Linked DNA regions of Homo sapiens: region 1 is linked to region 2. Evidence: chromatin contacts called from ENCODE Hi-C or POLR2A ChIA-PET data. All regions are on one chromosome and are shown on one strand. Each heading gives the region's core, a stretch centred on a gene start or an enhancer-like site at or near the end of the contact. The rest is flanking DNA. Distances are from core to core; before and after follow the strand shown.

The links. Hi-C counts contacts between places; a loop is a spot of excess contacts on that map. ChIA-PET counts read pairs that join two places held with the same protein, here RNA polymerase II (POLR2A). Pooled maps may share reads with other maps.
Region 1: a loop to region 2 is called in a pooled map, with 2.2 times the contacts of the local background. The contact joins two enhancer-like sites. A Hi-C loop is called at or near these places in 1 of 50 pooled maps. POLR2A ChIA-PET finds 5 or more read pairs at or near these places in 2 of 52 experiments (Panc1 and activated naive CD4-positive, alpha-beta T cell).

Annotation. Positions count from the first base shown.
Region 1 is chr5:113,243,208-113,249,346 of GRCh38, reverse strand. All of the region lies in intron 3 of MCC (MCC regulator of Wnt signaling pathway), which reads left to right. Among named protein-coding and RNA genes, the nearest start is that of TSSK1B, 190 kb to the left of the region's middle. RefSeq lists an enhancer at 3,962-4,737. Within about 2 kb of position 2,891, at least 4 of the 41 ENCODE cell types and tissues checked have a DNase peak (open chromatin) inside an H3K27ac peak, as active enhancers do.
Region 2 is chr5:113,042,788-113,049,225 of GRCh38, reverse strand. It overlaps MCC (MCC regulator of Wnt signaling pathway), which reads left to right. Exons shown (of 19, transcript NM_001085377.2): 16 at 1-133; 17 at 5,596-5,696. Among named protein-coding and RNA genes, the nearest start is that of DCP2, 69 kb to the right of the region's middle. RefSeq lists an enhancer at 4,982-5,520. Within about 2 kb of position 1,250, at least 5 of the 41 ENCODE cell types and tissues checked have a DNase peak (open chromatin) inside an H3K27ac peak, as active enhancers do.

The DNA.
Region 1 (6,139 bases), core at 1,642-4,141, 200 kb before region 2:
TCTGCTGACCCCCTGAGCTTTCTGTGTTTTATTTGGTTCTGAGCAGATCTTGATACTGTTGTGATTGGCATCTTTCAAGGAGAATGGTTTTTATAGAGTAAACAACAGGGACTCTGTTTTCTTCCATATCAGCTCACCCTTCTGTTTCTGGATCCACAGACAGTGTGGTGTCCAATCAATTGTTTAGAGAGAGAGAGAGAGAGAGAGCTGGGTGCGGTGGCTCACGCCTGTAATCCCAGCACTTTGGGAGGCCGAGGCAGGCAGATCACGAGGTCAGGAGTTCGAGACCAGCCTGACCAACATGGTGAAACCCCATCTCTACTAAAAATACAAAAATTAGCCAGGCATGGTGATGCACACCTGTAATCCCAGCTACTCGGGAGGCTGAGGCAGGAAAATCACTTGAACCCAGGAGGCGGAGGCAGCAATGAGCAGAGGCTGCAGTGAGCTGAGATCATGCCGCTGCACTCTAGCCTGGGTGACACAGTGAGACTCCATCTCAAAAAAAAAAAAAGAAGAGAGAGAGAATGAGAGCACATGCAGCATGTGCACTGAGAACCAGGGAACATTGTTCTGTCCTGTTTCTGCTGAGGGGAATCTTATATCAAAACCCTACCGTTAACATGGGATAGGAAGGTGGAAATAGCTTTGCTATTCAAGACCCTTCTTGGTGAATATGTTGGACGAACCAGACTTGAACTATGTCTCTTGGCATTTAGAGGGTCAACCGGGGTTTCAACACTAGGGAAATTTGGGAAGCAGCCAATTTCATATACTCTTCATATACAGGTTGAGAATTCCTTATCTAAAATGCCTGGGGCCAGAGGTGTTTTGGATTTTGGATTTGGATTTTCAAAGTTGGGATGCTCATCCTGTATCGACTTTACTCAGATATAAAATTTATTTTTATATTTACTGAGGCAATGAAGTGACAGTAACATAAAACTGAGCATAGTACCTGCTTTGATGCCCATGATCTAATAACCCCATCCAGTGTGTTTTTCTGTGTTCTGTTACTTTGATTCCTTGGGCATTTAATACTGTACTACTGAGTTGTAAAGCTCCCTCCTGCCTTTCTTTTATGTGTGATCTTTTTTTTTTTTTTTTTTTTAAATAGATACAAGGTCTCACTCTTGACACCCAGGCTGGAGTGCAGTGGCACAATTATAGCTCACTGTAACCTGGAACTCTTGGGCTCAAGTAATCCTCCCACGTCAGCCTGGAGTAACCAGGATATATGCTTTCTTTATTCTTAGCTTCCTTTTGAGGCTTTTCCTTCTCTGCCCCCTTCCCTGACTTCTGCTTCTTCCAGCCCCCTAACTATGAAGTGTGCCCCAGGCTGAGATCTGGGACTCCTTGGATATCTCATTCACCCTCAAGGTTAGGCTCTTGGTTTTGGGCGACTCTCAACACTGTGCTTCCTGATGGCTTTCCAGGGCTTTAGTTCAGCATCTGACTTGTAAATGGCTGTTGGATATATCTTCATAGGTGACCATACACTCCCCTGCTGCCGTCTATCATCCCTCCCTCTGGTTATGGTGACACCATTCTCCCATACATCTCTACTTGAAGATTGAGAGCCTTGATTGCTCCACATCCAGTAGATGGCCAAATCCCATTTACTTTTCCTTTAGGACGTCCTTTGTTACATCCATCTGTCCCTCTGTGGACCGGTCCCCATCACCTCATTCCTAAACTGCTGAGTCTCCTCTCAGTTTCCCTGCCTCCAGCCCTTCTTCAGTCCACCTTGTACTGTATTTCCAGAGTGATCCTTAAGACGCTGCCTTGTATATACCACTTTTATTTCTACTAAAACTTCCATGTGAAGAAATTTCTACCAGTAGAAATCTTTAGTAACTATCTAGAAAATAGTCTCAATTCCTTAGCTTGCCATTGAAAGCATTCTGTAGTTTTCCTGCTTTGTTCTCTTTACTCTTCACTTAGTTTTCTGTTGACTTAAATGTATCATGAGCCATCATTCCAAGGTCTACCTTTGTGTGCTGGGGGTGCTATAGTTCTCCCATCTCCCTCCCTTTCTTAACATGGTCTTTACCTTAGTTGTCTACTCTTTCCACTGAATGCACCTGCCTTCACAAAGCTTTTGTCAGTTGCCCCTTGATGAAACCCCCACTTCTGGATTCCTGTAGGATTTTTTGCTAATCATATTATCACTTATGTTTTCAAGTATACGCCCTACCTTCCTCCATATGTGTAAACTACTCCAGGGCAGGGGTCATGTCTTAAGACGTTACCTTTCCAGTGTCCAGCACCTTCCTTTGTCATAAACCATTTGAGGACAAAGGTGAAAGAGCAGACTCTGAAATGGACCGAACAGTGGACTGAGTGAAGAAAGCCTCTGGAAGTCGCAGAGAGCCTTGCCAAGACTCCGGATCTCTCCTAGCTTCAGTTTTTGCCTCCTGCTTAAATATAAAGGGGGCTGGTCTGTGACCTCAGAATCTATTTCTCAGGTCCTAAACCTAATGTTATGTGAATGACTCCAGTGATTGGATTTGGAAACACTGCATTGCAAGCCTCTCCCCTTCCCTGTTGTGATGATTAAACAAGGAGAGTAGAGTGCTTTACAGAAGTAACACATAACTTCAGGAAGACAATAAAAAGTTCACAAGATAAAGTAGGATTTTTTCCTAACCACAATCACAGAAAGTGATGAGACAGTTTTCAAGAAAAAAGCTGACAGCTGGAGACAAAAGACAGTATCTCCGCCTGGGATTCATTTACTTGGCTCTCAGCCTCTGTATCCAAAATAGGATTCGCTGCTGCTTTCCATTCCTCCAGCATTCACCAAAGTAGTCACTTGGCTTTCCTGTTTTCCTAAAAATTAAGCCATTCCTTCTCTCCTACACAACCCCTCGCCCTAGAGCCGTGGCTGAAATTCCTCCCTTAAGTTTCACAATGTAACGTCACTTCCCCTCTTTCTGTGGGGTAGGCTTTTCCCCTTTACTTCCCTCTTCCTCTAAATCAAGATGAGACTTCACGAGAAATTGCTTTAAAAAAGATGAACTTTTCAGCTTATCAATTTAAAAAGTAAATATTTCAGTGGGTAGGGATCTCATTGTATTGAACCTCTGATTAGAGATTATTCCACAAGCAAGTGGAAACATGTTTTAACTGCCTCCAGAACCCTAAAATGTCTAGAATGTGACTTGTTTTGGAGTCCTGAAATTCTGGCTACAGGCTCTTGTCCTTCCATGGTTTATCAAATTCTCTGCTAGTAAGCCATCTTTTATAACTAAATCTAAATGTCTCTCTTTTCTACCAAGAGTTTATTCTTTTTTGTTCCCCATCTTCCCCTCGGGAAATATTTTTGGCAGGGACCTTATCTCAAAAGCCTTTATAACAAGATCTTTTTCTGAAACCTCTGAAGTAATACTGTTCTCCTTGGCCTCAGTGTCATGAGAAGCCCAGACTTCCATACACTTTCTGATCCCATTAGATGTTGATTACATTGTTGGCCCCTACTCCTGGTGACTTTTTTCCTTTCAAAGTGGCAGTTGCTGTGATTGAATGGGTTTTAAATTGTCACAGTATGAGTTCTTTATGGCTAGGATTCCTTTGGATTTTCCATCATTTGTGGGGAAGGGATGAAAAACGGAGAAAATAAAAGTATGAGGCTTTGTCAGACATTTATTACTGAAACTGAGAAGCTGAAACTGAGAAGCCTTATATTCTCTAGGAAGGTTACAGGGTGGTAGCACAGTTTCAAAATTAATCACCAGGAGTTTTGTTTCTCACAGTGGATTCCAAACCTGCTATTATCCTGGTGGCATACCTCTTCTTGGCCTTATGTCCTTGGTTGCTTCAAGGACATAAGGCTTGGTTGTGGCAAGGACTAAATTCTACTTTGCTTACCTTTTTCCCTGACCAGTTAGGTTGTTTATGGCTTGTGGAGATATTTAAAATATTTCATTGGGTTAAAAAAAAACAGATGACTTGGAGAACACAAGAGAGAGGACATAAGATATTTCTTTGGTTTGTCCCTCAAGGTTGGGTTGAACCTTAGTGGGAAAAAAGTATTACTTTTTTTTTTTTTTTTTTGAGATGGAGTTTCTCTCGTTGCCTAGGCTGGAATGCAGTGGTGCGATCTTGGCTTACTGCAACTTCTGCCTCCCTGGTTCAAGCCGTTCTCCTGCCTCGGCCTCCTGGTGAATAGCTGGGATTACAGGCACATGCCACCACGCCCGGCTAATTTTATTTTTAGCAGAGACGGGGTTTCATCATATTGGTCGGGCTGGTCTCAAACTCCTGACCTCAGGTGATCTGCCTGCCTCAGCCTCCCAAAGTGCTGGAATGTGCTTTCCAGAAGCAAAAGCTACCCGAATGATTTAATATGGCACTTCTGTGGAATTTTTAACCCACAATGGCTAATCAATATTAAGTTTCTCATACTTGTGGGCAGTATTGCTGCCTGAACAACAGTGGAGAAGCTCAGATTTTATTTGACAAATTTGTTATAGTGGATTTTCATTTTATATATATTTGGGTAGTGCTGTGCTTATACAAATATATAGATCTGGTGCTTGGAGGATAGTAGTAAAGTGAAACATTGTTTTCTTAATTACTTTAGGGAAGCACCTCTTCCTATTGTTTAGCTATCTTTACTTCTAGCCTCCAAGAGTGGAAATCAGTAAACTCACTTAGTGAAACCATTTTTCTAGTGGAAGAGTAGATACAGACTTGCACTAATTTTGTTTCCTTCCATTTGGAGTTTGACATTTCATCTTTCAGGCTAAGTAAATTTCAATCATGAGAGACTCCTAGTAACCAAATGTTGTATTTAGAAATGTTATTTAAAGCTGTTATTTTTTATTTTTAAAGCTGGAACGTCTAAAGTTTCATAATGTATAGGCTTAACTTCAGAGCACATGTTAAACACATTCTCATTCTAACTCTAGAGATTATATAGAGTATTACATAATTTGGAGTATTTCCTCCATTTGCTCAAAGTGTTAGCTATTGGAAGATCAAAATATATTTGTCCCTGTAGGCTTTAAGTTGTAAACCTACTTGTAGATTATTTAACTGTATTTATTTTACAGATCTACATTTCATAAAAATATGGATGATCATTCCTTGTGTTGTTAAAAATATATCATTAGCTGAGGCCAACAATTACATCCACATTACATATGCTATTTGGGGGTGAGAGAGGCATGTTCCCATTTACAAATTTATTAGAGAAGCCAGATCTATTAGAATCAATTATGTAGATTTAGATAATTTTGATATTTCCATGTATGCTATCCAAAGACACATCTTAACCAGATTTGTGTGTGTTGACTTTGCCTGCAGTGTAGAATGGATCCTGTCATCTGTTTACTGTTGGTGGGTATTGAACTATATTGATGTTCCAATCCATTGCATGGCTCCATGAACAAAATTTGAATCTGGCTCAAGCCGGGTGTTGGATGGGTGGCAGAAGCAGAGGAAGGGTGTTAGCAGAGCTGAAGCAAGGAAAGAGAGAAGGAAATGCTAGGTGTGCTAAGAACTGCCATGTTGTTGCTTGGCTAGAGCATTGGGCAAACGGAGGGCAGTCCTGAGAGGTGTGTCCCAGAGCCATGAGCCCGTCCTCAAGGCCTGAGCTCCTGGCTGGGAGTTGCTAACTTCGTTCAGGAGGCAATTGAGCCAGTGACCGGTTTTAAACAGAAAGAAGGATAAACACACTAGGCATGGCCAGCGCCTTTGAATTGTTTTCCAGAAACCAAGGTTTGGCCTGGCTTCCAACATTTGGCAGAATGAAACTTTGGAGAAGGAAAGGAACAGTGGAGGCCCATGGCTCAGATTATGTGCTTTCATTTAATACCTTTTATTCTTTCAGTCAAAGCCTGTAGTAACTGAGGTCTGTGGTATTCATACTACAGAGTTCTCTGTTCTTTTAGGGAATGTGGTCAAGGTGAGAGACAGTAGTCCTGTACGTGTGAAGGGTTAAGGCAGAGACCTGGAGTATAGGAGTATAGGATACTCACAAGTAGTATCCTATAGCTGCCGAAGCTTTGTTGCCCTGTGAGTTAGTAATTGTTTCTTTTAATAAAATAATCTTGTCTTTACCTTCCATTTATATGTGCTGATGATTCATTACCAGAAGAGGGCTGATGTAGCTACTTCTAGATCATGCCAGTAC
Region 2 (6,438 bases), core at 1-2,500:
CACGCGGGAGGCCCAGGAGCAGGCCTACCTGGTGCACATTGAGCACCTGAAGTCCGAGGTGGAGGAGCAGAAGGAGCAGCGGATGCGATCCCTCAGCTCCACCAGCAGCGGCAGCAAAGACAAACCTGGCAAGGTAGGGCCGGAGTGGCTTGGGGACACCCTTAGGCTCAGTGACTGCCCAGTGACTGCCCAGTGACCACTGGCCACACCTCACCGCCCTGCTGCCTCAGTTCTTGTATTTGCATAGGAAATGCAGGCCATTCGTAGGTATCTAAGAAGGTGACATTTTGAGTGTAATGAAACCAGGTCTACATTTTAGAAATACCAAATCTCACTTTATGTAATAGTTGAACCTTTTCACATATCACAGTCACATCAGAGGGGTGATCTCTGCAGTTGTCCACTGATACTGTTCTCACCTCCTTCGTCTAATCCTCTGTCACACGGCAGCCCTCATTTGTTGGTTTATTGGTATAATAGGGCCCCCTTTATCCACAGGTGATATGATCCAAAATCCCCCATAGATGCCTGAAACCACAGGTAATACTGAACCCTTATATATTCTACGTTTTCCCCTATACATACATACCTGTGTTGAAGTTTAATTTATAAATTAGGCACAGTAAAAGATTAACAACTAATAAAATATTAATAGAACAATTATAACAATATGTCAGCATCATTAATGTTGCACTTTGGGGCTTTTATTACATGCCATAAGGGTTACTTGAACACAAGCAGTGTGACACTGATAGTTGATCTGATAATGGAGACAGCTACTAAATGACAGATGGGTGGGGAGTGTCTACACTGCGGCTATGCTGGCCTAAGGAATGATTCGCAACTCAGGTGGGATGGCGCAGGTCAGTGCAAGGTTTCATCACGCTGCTCAGAATGGTGCACAATTTAAAACTTACTGTTTATTTCTAGAATTTCCCATTTAATATTTTCAGACCATGGTTGACCTTGAGGAACCGAAACCACAGAAAGCAAAACTGCAGTTAAGGGGGAGCTACAGTACTTCTGTACCAATGACTGCATTTATTATCGCCCTTAAGTCTCACAGGTCTGAGGAAAGAATAGTTATCCCCATTTACATGAGAAAAATGAGGCTCAAAGAAGTGAGGAGTCTCACTGCTGATAAATGGTAGAATTGGGATTTAGCCCAGATCCACTAACGGGCTCTCTTCTCTCCACTGCATTTCCTCCTTGACTCCTTCCTGCTGGCGTTGCTACCGTCACAGGGTGGTAAGCAGGAATCAGCCTGCCGGCAGAGGAGGAGGAAGGAAGCCTTGGGTTACGAAGTCCACATCATCTGAAAGCAGGCTGTCTGGTGATAGAATTTTGCAAACTCACTCTTTTATCAGCCCCCAGGTGTTTTTTTTTTTTTCTGGAATCCAAGTTCATTCCATTATCCTGTATCTCAGAATTTTCCAAATACTGTGTTGGGAAAAAAACAACTGTGGACTCTAAAGAATTATATCCCTTGTCCAAGGGTCATCTATATTCTGTGCATCATATTTTTCTGTTCTTAATAAATGCAAGCTTCTCTTGACCCCCATTTGTTTCAGACCCAGGACTCGCAGACATATGCCAACTTGCTAGTCTAATAAGCTGCTTCTCATAGCATAAGTGCAGGATCGTCTCCAGGAGAGCCATATACCTGGGAAAGAAGGAACAGTACTGATGTCATGTGACAGTGAATTGTCACTCCCTACATAGTTAAGAACTCTGAAGCATGATTCACAAATGGCCACAGCTACACCCTTCTCCACCTCCCACTTGCTGAGGAGCCAAGACAAGACACAGCTGTGGCACCCAGCCAGGCCAGCCCTCCCAAGACCCTGGCTGCTTTTTATTCATCCATTCAGCTGATAAATGTGATTTGGCACTCACAGCGTGCCAGAACCAAGGCAGGGTGCTAGAGGCAGCTCTGTGGTAGACAGGCAGTCTGTCCTCTAGGAATTTACATTCTTAGGAGGAGACTGGTGGGCAAATGGGTGATCGCAGAGCAGTGAGAGAATGTCCCCAGTGCGAGGCTGAATTCTTAGCACCATGGGAGGACAGAAGCCAGACACAAATGTCCACTTGGGAGATTCAGGACAGGTTTTCTGGAAGAAATGAACTTCTGAGCTGAGCCCCAGTGGAAAGTGGGAGGTAGCCTGTTGAAGAGGGGCAGGTGGAGGGCCAGGGGAGAGAAGAGGTGCCCTTAGGCTGATGGGACAGCACGTTTAATGGCCCGGAGGGTTGTGGAGTTGATGCACTGGCTGGAGTTATCTTGAGGGCCGTGCGGAATCATGGAAGGGTCCTCAGCAAGAGATGATGTGATACAGTTTGGGCTTTAGAGAAGTCACTATGCCAAGTGCACTATGAAGCCATCTGCCCAAGGCTGGGGGAGGTGAGTCAGGCTGTGCAGGTGGGCATCAGCCATGCGGTACTGTATCTGGGTTCACATGGAAGTATCTGGGGCTCGGGAAGATGAGGTTCCATACAAACACCTTCAAAATCTCTCTCTTTTTTTTTTTTTTTTTTTTTTTTTTGCCTTTTGAGTTTGTTAGCAGTCAGTTAGAGACAGAGCGCTAGTGTTTGTGTGTGTTCTTGGGGTGTGGTAGGAATGGAGTTACCAGGTTCTTGCCAGAAGGCCCATGAACTGAGCATTTTCCCCTAGTTCCTGGTATTTATTTTGACTGGGTGAAATACTGTTATGTGGAGTGGCTTCAAAGTAAGGAAATTTGGCTGGACGTGGTGGCTGATACCTATAATCCCAGTACTTTGGGAACCCGAGGCGGGTGGATCACTTGAGGTCAGGAGTTCAAGACCAGCATCACCAACATGGTGAAACCCCATCTCTACTAAAAATACAAAAATTAGCCGGGCATGGTGGTGGCGCCTGTAATCCCAGCTACTCGGGAGGCTGCGGCACAAGAACTGCTTGAACCTGGGAGGCGGAAGTTGCAGTGACCCAAGGTCGTGCAGCCGCACCACAGCCTGGGCGACAGAGTCAGACTCTGTCTCAAAAAAAAAAAGTAAGAAAATTTATCCTATGGAAAAGGCCAGATGATTTTTTTTTAACACTACAGTAAGAACCTTTATAAGAGTATGTTGTGTTTTTCAGGTAATGAAATAAGCTGATTATCTTGCCTTTCAAATACTAGATCCATTTACTGTTGGAATAAAATCTCCCATCTGGGCTATTCATCTGGTCTTAGCTGTTGCTGGATGAGGCGAGCATCTAGAGAAGGGGTCAGCACTTTTCTGTGAAGGGTCACACAGTGAATGTTGTAGAGCTTGTGGGTCATTTGGGTGCAGCTGCAGCCACTCAGCTTTGCTATTGTCCAATGCTAGCGCAAAAGCAGAGGCAACAGGGAGACCAGTGGCCATGGCTGTGTTCTAGTAGCACTTTATTTAATTTTTTTTTTTTTTTTTGAGATGGAGTTTCACTCTTGTTGCCCAGGCTGGAGTGCAGTGGTGCGATCTCAGCTCACAGCAGCCTCCACCTACCAGGTTCAAGTGATTCTCCTGCCTCAGCCTCCCAATTATCTGGGACTACAGGTGTGCGCCACCATGCCTGGTTAATTTTGTATTTTTAGTAGAGATGAGTTTTCACCATGTTGGTCAGGCTGGTCTCAAACTCCTGACATCAAGTGATCTACCTGCCTTGGCCTCCCAAAGTGCTGAGATTACAGGCGTGAGCCACTGTGCCTGGCCTCTAGTAATACTTTATGTATGGATGCTGACATTTAAATTTCATATAATTTCTACCTGTCACAGAATACTCTTCTTTTGACTTTTTAAAATGATTTTAAAAATAGGAAAACCATTCTTATCCTGTGGGTCATAAAAAGCAGCTGGCGGGCCACATTTGAGTCTTGAACCTTTTTTCTTGCTCCACTGGGTGGGTGCTTATGCTTCTTTAAAAAGCTTCCCTCCAACTAGCACAGCTGGATTCCAAATCTTATCCAAGTTGCGTTAGGTTTTGAAATTCTCGTCTGTGTGCACCAGATACTGCCAAGTATATTCAGTGAGAGGCACCGTGAATGAGACAGAGCAGTCCCTGTCTTTAAGGAGTCTCACGAAATGTTAACATCAAATGGGAATGGATATACAAAAAGTGAGGGTATTGTGGGAATCTCAACAGATTCCAAGGGTGGACAGGGGACTTGGATCTCTGAGCGCAGGTAGGTGGAGAGGAGGTGGAAGGCGGCCCAGGTGGAGGGCATGGCAGAGGGAAGAGCACTCAAGTGTTGGCAGTGCCACTGCCAAGGAACTGCCTCGGGAGACCACATGCCTGGACTTGCAGCACTGAATTCGTGCCTCTCTGTAGCTCATATCTTATAAAATTTTCTGTTTATGGCCAGGTGCGGTGGCTCACGCCTGTGATCCCAGCACTTTGGGAGGCCAAGGTGGGTGGATTACCTGAGGTCAGGAGTTTGAGACCAGCCTGACCAACATGGAGAAACCCCGTCTCTACTAAAAATACAAAATTAGCCAGACGTGGTGGCACATGCCTGTAATCCCAGCTACTCGGGAGGCTGAGGTGGGAGAATCGCTTGAACCCAGGAGGCAGAAGTTGTAGTGAGCCAAGATCACGCCATTGCACTCCAGCCTGGGCAACGAGAGCAAAACTCCATCTCAAAAAACAAACAAAAAAATATCTGTTTACATTCCATCTCCTGCAACAGATCACAAGCTTTTTATTCTCAGGTCTGCAGCTTGGTAGCACTCATGTCCGTTGAGAGATCATCCGATGAATGCCTTCCCCCAGCCATGGTACTATGTAGTGTGGCTGCTGTCCTCTCTGTGCATGGAATGTAGAGCACTCAGGCATGGTCACTGCTTTGAATAGTCTTAACTATAGGATTTGGAGCACTGGCTCTTAAGTTTCCTCATCTGCAGGGTGGGATGATTTGCTTTAGATGATGTCAAGGTCCCTGTCTAATGCTAAGCCATGGGGTGGGCTGCACTTCTGTTTTCCTCCTCCTCTGCTGGGTTTTCTTGATGATTACACTGAACCCAGCAAGGCTCCTAAATCTAAAGGAGTTTGCTTTTCTCCCAAGGAGACGTGGGATGGGGCACCAAGGATATTCACAGGTATTTCTCACTTGTCTTGTATGATTACAAGAGGCTTTACCTAGCGGTCAAGAGATTGATCTGTGGCCACACAGCTTGGGTTTGAATCCTGGTTCCCCCATTTCCTAGCTGGTGACTGGGCCGCATAACTTCTCTGTGCCTTCATTCCCTCCTTGGTAAAATGGAGATAATGATAGTTCCTGCCTCAGAGAGTATTTGTGGAGATTAAATGATTGAATGCATATGGCATGCTTAGACCAGTGCCTGGCATCAGCGGCTGCTCAGAGCATACTGGGTGTCATCCCCACCGCACTGGCCAGTCTGCAAAAGGAGCCAGCGGTCTGGGAGCAGAGGGGCCTCTTTGGCTTGCTGCCAGGCTTTCCCCTTTGGCATGACCTGAGGGCGCCACCCGGTGCCCACACTGCTGCCATCACTGCACGAGCCACCTACCGCGCTCTGCTGCAGGCTTCCAGGGTGCTGCCGGCTTGGATTCAGGCCTAACTGGAATGTGTTTGCTGTTGTCAGGAGTGTGCTGATGCTGCCTCCCCAGCTCTGTCCCTAGCCGAACTCAGGACAACGTGCAGCGAGAATGAGCTGGCTGCGGAGTTCACCAACGCCATTCGTCGGTAAGCACCCTTTCCCCACCCCAGCTGGTGTTTATCCTGGGCATGGAGACTTTGTTCTGAGTTCTCTTTGCTGCTCCCAAAAGGAGAAGGTGCTGATGTGTTCCACTTTACCCATGTCTTGGAAGCCAGAAATGGAGAAGGCCTGTTGGTGCCAGGCCTTTCAAAACAGTGAGAAGAGAGAGCACTTAAGAGACAGCACTTAGGCAGTCATTGATTCATCAGTGAATAGGAAAATTCCTCTTCCTTTCCTTTTCTGTTATGTTGTTGCATTGGCTAGAAACTTCCGGGACAGTGTTAACTAGTGAGGTGAAAACAGGCACTCTTACCTTGTTTCCAACTTCAGCAGGAATACTTTCCTTCAGCGTTGGTAGTGTGAAAAAGCTTTGTGTATTTATTTAGTTCTGGGAAATTTTCCTCTATTATTTCAGTGTTTCTTTCCCCTCACCGCCCCCCAGTTCTTTATCTCCTCCTGCAAGGAGAAACAGATGCTGATTCATCTAGCTCTGTCTTCCGTATCTCCACTTTTCATACCTTCTTTCCATCACTGCTTTTTCCCCGGGTGCTACAGCAGCATTGTCCAGCAGAAATGTAATGTGAACCACATATGTACTTGTAAATTTTCTAGTAGCCACATTAAAAAGAACAAAGACAGCTGAAATTCCCTTTAATAACATTTTATTTAACATAATATGTCTACATTATTTTAACATATAGTCAATATTTTCTCAAACTATTAATGAAA